Regions from separate parts of the Homo sapiens genome. Here region 1 is linked to region 2. The links are chromatin contacts, found by Hi-C or POLR2A ChIA-PET in ENCODE. All regions are on one chromosome and are shown on one strand. The core of a region is the stretch at or near the end of the contact, and the rest is flanking DNA. Distances in the headings are between cores, read along the strand shown.

Region 1 (2,743 bases), core at 171-2,670, 1.2 Mb after region 2:
TGCTGTCTTTATTGCGACCTGCTTGGAAAGTTGACTCTCCCCTCTATCAGCAAGTAAAGATTTTTGCCTTTTAGAAATTTTGGAGTTATCATTTTGGCTACCTAAATGACTTGTAGTGACTCTATACTAATCTTCTCTGAGCAACTCTCCTCCATATCCTGTTGGGTAATGAGAACAAGTGGCACCCCCTCCCTCCAAAAAATCCATACCCCTTTATATTACAGAAAAGAAATCTTCAGAAAAGAGACATGCTACAATGAGACTACCATACAAGATGTGAAAGTTACCCCCCAAATTACAATATCATGAGACAAAATAAGGGAGAGCTGCTGTCTCTCAGTGTTTGTCCCTAGTAAGGACAACTAACCACTGAGCAAACGGACAACTGCACAGCCTTCTTTTACTCACAGAGTGTTGTCCACCTGCAGAGCCAAGTCCTCTCAATCTATCTGCACACTGCTGTGCACTTCTAGGCTCTCAGATGTTTTTAGGTCTACAAGTCCATATAACCACTCTAAGCCATGCGTCTTAAAATATGCCCTCATTTTCCATTGTTAAGCCATTGAATACAGACTGGTAGGTCACGTGGCTTCTGTAACACAGTCTAGGTCACATCGGTTAATGCTCTACGCGAATGGGACCCTGGAGGTCCTTACTCCTGCTCTCTTCTCCAGAGTAGGTTATACCTAAACCATCCTGCATCAGCCTTTCCCAAGGTCAGGGCTGTGCTGAGGGTGTAACAAGCATGGACAGTAGCCTAGCTTTCTTGGGAGATTTAAGTCTCGGGCTTCTAAAGGTTAAATATTGGTTTGTCTATAATGGGGAGAAGAAAAACAGTGGTATAACTATGTAAAATGATGGATATATTAATCTGCTTCACCATAGTAAACTTTTTACTATCTACATGCATCCCACAACATCATGTTGTATACCTTAAATACACACAATAAAATTTGTTTAAAAATAAAATTAAAAACTGTCTTCTAAAAAGAAAAACAGTGAAGAAAGAGCTCTGCTGTGAGCTCAAGAACAGCCAGTCACAGCTCCACCTAAACCCACGGGTGACTTAAAAGCTGAAGCCTTGTCATAATCATTGTCACGTACTCTTATTATGATGAAACTTTGCTCCTCTTTTTGCTGAGGAGATTCACCTAAGTTACTCTACACGACAGTAACTGAAACAGCACCCATTAGACTACTTTATGACATCCCCCTGCAGAGATCAAGAGTTCTGCAATCGCAGCTTCACAATCCTGAGAGACTACCAATTCAACCAGCCTTCAGGACTGGCACACTTCTGTGTGAGAAAAGTTCAAAAAATGGCTTAAGAAATTCAAAGCAACTGCTTACCCAAGATGAAGAGCACCCAGGGGAGGCAATGCACTGAAATCTCCCCACAGCTGCAGTCCCCAAGCTCAACTGAAAGACTGCTGCGAGCACTCTAGGTTAGGCTCAGAGCAAACCAAACACGTGCCTTCTGAAGTGGTTGCAGAGATGCAAACAGGAACCTCTAAATCAAGGTTCTCATTTCAGTCATCTGGCCCATTACCCAATTGTTATGTATACTTTCATTCTAAAAAGAGGTGACAAATTCAACCTACTGAGGTGAACCTCACACTCAGACCTCTTCAGGTGCCATCTCCCCTTTTAGATGACAAGCCCTCTGAGGGTAGGAGCTTGAATGGCACCAGGCAAATAGGTGCTGAGAAAGAAATCCATTTCATGCAAACAAAATACAATAAACGTAATATTAACACAAAACCTTCTGTGTTAAAGATACAGCAACCTCTTTTATTTTTCCTCTCAAAACAGAGGTGCAACCTCGCCAGGCAATCACCCAATCCCTGCTTCCAAAGATACGCCTGCCCAGTCCTCCAACTCACCATGTAGACATGAAAGTTTCCTCTGGCCATGTGATATCAGCATTTCCAGAATACAGGCAGCCATTGATTCCCATAGAGAACCTCTTGGGTGACTTGGACATCCTAGATTAGAACTCAAGGTTTCTTCACTTCAAGATACCTCTCAGTCTTAGTCACCACTTCAAAATAGGTGTTCTCAATGTACGCACCTTCAACCTCGGCTAGATTGGCTTGACCTAGGCATGGGCAGACTCATGGAACTTGTCCTGTATCATCTGAAAAGCTGTTGAACGTTTGCTCCCAAGCACTACGCTGCATGGTCCTTGAGAAGTGATGTGCTAGAGAGCCAGCAATCTCCACAGCATAAATATTCCCATCATAACCTATTTCAAGCTACCAACAGTTTAACAACTGGCTTGCAAAATTCCTAAAAAACTTAATACAGGTTGAGTATCCCTTATCCAATATGCTTGGGACCAGAAATGTTTCAGATTTCATATTTTTTTCAGATTTTAGAATATTTGCCGAATACATACAAGTTGAACGTCCCTAGTCTGAAAATCCAAAATGCTCCAATAAGCATTTCTTTGGAGCATCATGTTGGCACTCAAAGTTACAGATTTTGGAGTTGAAATAGCAACCACTCTTTTGTATTTTCAGATTAGGGGTACTCAGCCTGTAATCAGCTCTTGCTATGTAAGCTGGTTCCAGCACACCACGGAACCTCTGCAGGTTCTTGCGGGGGTACAGCTCCGACATGACTGGTTGCACGATGCTGAAAACCACTGTTAAATCAAGTTTAGCCTAAAGCTGCCTCCTTACATATTTTAAGTTTGGCCTAAAGGTTTCTCTGTACATCATGAACTATAACGTAAATGGAA
Region 2 (2,700 bases), core at 68-2,567:
TGAGTAAATGATAAACTGATAGGGCAATTGGGTATAGATTTTTTTTTTTTAAATAAAAAAGTCAAGCCAGGCACAGTGGTTCACGCCTGTAATCCCAGCACTTTGGGAGGCGTAGGTAGGCAGATCATTTGAGGTCAGGAGTTCAAGACCAGCCTGGCCAACATGGTGAAACCCCATCTCTACTAAAAATACAAAAATTAGCCAGGCGTGAACTCCACTGTGCCCGGCCTGCTAATGTTATATTTTCAGTAGGAAATAGGCTAATATTTCAGCAGGCTAATATTTTCAGTAGGAATTACAAGCTTTCTGATTTTCCCTCGAAAATTACTTAACCCTTTGGAAATATATTCTCACGTTATCCAAATTTTCCTAAGAATTCTTAAAGTAAAAATATGTCAAATTTTGTCCTCCCCAAATGGGCCACAACGTGCATTTCCATTGGCCCTCTGATCAAACCTAGTTCCAGTTTAGTTTCAACAATGAACCATCTAAGCCAGGCAAGAAATTTAACAACATAACACCAAATATCGGCCCAAAATGGAACCCATAGGTCCAAAATATGCCTAATAGTAACAGACAGCAATTGTTTAAAAGTAATTGCAAAGAAATACAGTAAGTCCAAATTCACTTTAGTTTCAATTCTGAATCATTTCTCAATCTCTAAACTGGAAAAAAAAAATTTAGCCATTTGTCACCTCTGACTAAATACAGGCTAAATGCAGGCTTCAGTCCCCAAATCACTAAGTGTGGAAAAAGTGCATGCCTTCAAGAAAAGTGCCAACGGGAGGATTTTCCCAGAAAGAGTGGTTCACATACACAGTAGGAAAATCTTGTATAGGTAACTTGGCTACCAATTTAATTCCCTCAACCAATTTGGAAACTAATGGAAGTAAATGACTAAGAACTAAAATACATCAGACAGCATGGAAAAAAACATACGTATTAAAAGCACACAATGTGATTTAAGTTTGTTTTTAATTGCCTTTTGCTGAAGTTGGAATATTAAATTCTTTTGCTGCAGATAAATCAGAAATCAGCTTTACTGGTTTCCTATAATGTTGCACTTAGAAATGTTCAGCTGCTATAATGAATTACATGACTACTTAAAGGGGTTTCTTACTCCTTGTACAATATTTAAAAGAATGTATTACATGTATATCTGCCTTATACTAACTAATCTTCATATCATTGGGTCTAAATTATTAAAGTGATATAAACTACCAGTTATTGGAATTAAACACCCTCCCCTTTCTCTAAAACTGTTAGCTTCAATGAGTACCCACGTCTCAGAAGCTATGACCATAACTACACTGAAACCATAAATTAGTGAGATTGGAATTCCCCCACAAAGGAGGGGGAAGATTCAATACCTTTTCTCATAGCTGTAGCAGGCAATACTCTCTTGGTTTCTCAGAACCACTAAGTACGGCAGTCTCCTCTGCCCAATGTAAAGTCAGCTGCCAGGCTATCTGTAACCAAACCGTAGAACCTAGTTTCCCTTTCTGAAAAGGTAAATAATCCTTCTGGCCTGATTTACCAATAAAGATGTGAGTAAAAAGAAATTATCAAGGAGAGCATACCCAGGCTTTAACTTCTTAATGAAGTTTCTTTTTTTTTTTTTTTTTTAGATGGAATCTCACCCTGTTGCCCAGGCTGGAGTGTAATGGCATGATCTCGGCTCACTGCAACCTCTGTCTCCCGGGCCTCAGCCTCCCAAGTAGCTGGAATTACAGGCATCCACCACTACGCCTGGCTAATTTTTTGTATTTTTAGTAGAGACGGGGTTTCACCTTGGCCAGGCTGTTCTCGAACTCCTGATCTCAAGTGATTCGCCCCACTTCAGCTTCCCAAAGCTAGGATTACAGGCATGAGCCACCACGCCTGGCCTGAAGTTTCTTAAGATTCCCCATCTTATAAGAAAAAGACAAACCTTGTTGGTAATGTTAATACCAATAAGTACAAATTGCACGCTCCATATCTCATATTCAGTCAGAAAAAAAAAATTAGCCTTCAGGGACACTGATAACTTTATTATATGTTAATGAATACAGTATCAAAAACATCTGGAAAAAGTACCCCTGTTAAAGAGCACAGCATTAAGAATTCACAGAGGCTGCTCAGGATAAAGCCAGGTCAAAACTAAGGTCAACATCCTTCAGGGTTTTCAATGTCAGGGTCATTCATGTACTGAGACTTAAACTTGATCCTGAGTATAATTTGTCAGTAACTGCCAAGAATTTAAAAAAGGAAAAACAATAATTTAGAGTGCCTGTATTATCTAATTTATAGTAGACTTCATTAACACCAGAGAAACATCACAATTCCTATACCCCTACAACTTTTTAATTATCTCTTCAAGACATCTTAAATGAAAACAGCATATTACTTATTGCCTCTCACTCTTAACTCCTTTTTCTTTATTCTTTGAGATTGCTGACTCAAAGCCATCTTGGGCAATAAAGACTGGTTCAGCATTCTTCCAACTCATCTAAAAAACATTTTACATTTAGTGGCAGTTCAGTCTTTAACCACAGATCACATTTCTTTTCTACTGATAAGCACTGTCACAAATCAGAATTAACAATACAATTTTAGCATATTATCTTATCAGACTTCATAATTCTCCACTGCTGCCTAGATCTTGATTTTTCAACTCTTATACCTACAACGGCTGCTTTTTAAAAAGGCATCTTAAAACAG

What was found. A loop is a pair of places that touch in the nucleus more often than their neighbours do. ChIA-PET counts read pairs that join two places held with the same protein, here RNA polymerase II (POLR2A). Pooled maps may share reads with other maps.
Region 1: a loop to region 2 is called in a pooled map, with 2.0 times the contacts of the local background. The contact joins the promoter of JAML here to the enhancer-like site in region 2. A Hi-C loop is called at or near these places in 2 of 50 pooled maps. POLR2A ChIA-PET finds 5 or more read pairs at or near these places in 2 of 52 experiments (activated CD4-positive, alpha-beta T cell and activated naive CD8-positive, alpha-beta T cell).

What each region holds. Positions count from the first base shown.
Region 1 is chr11:118,223,591-118,226,333 of GRCh38, forward strand. JAML (junction adhesion molecule like) reads right to left here and starts at 1,421. Exons shown (of 10, transcript NM_001098526.2): 1 at 1,351-1,421.
Region 2 is chr11:117,061,979-117,064,678 of GRCh38, forward strand. All of the region lies in intron 1 of SIK3 (SIK family kinase 3), which reads right to left. Among named protein-coding and RNA genes, the nearest start is that of SIK3, 35 kb to the right of the region's middle. RefSeq lists enhancers at 1,261-1,370, 1,551-1,650 and a silencer at 2,432-2,632. Within about 2 kb of position 1,318, at least 4 of the 41 ENCODE cell types and tissues checked have a DNase peak (open chromatin) inside an H3K27ac peak, as active enhancers do.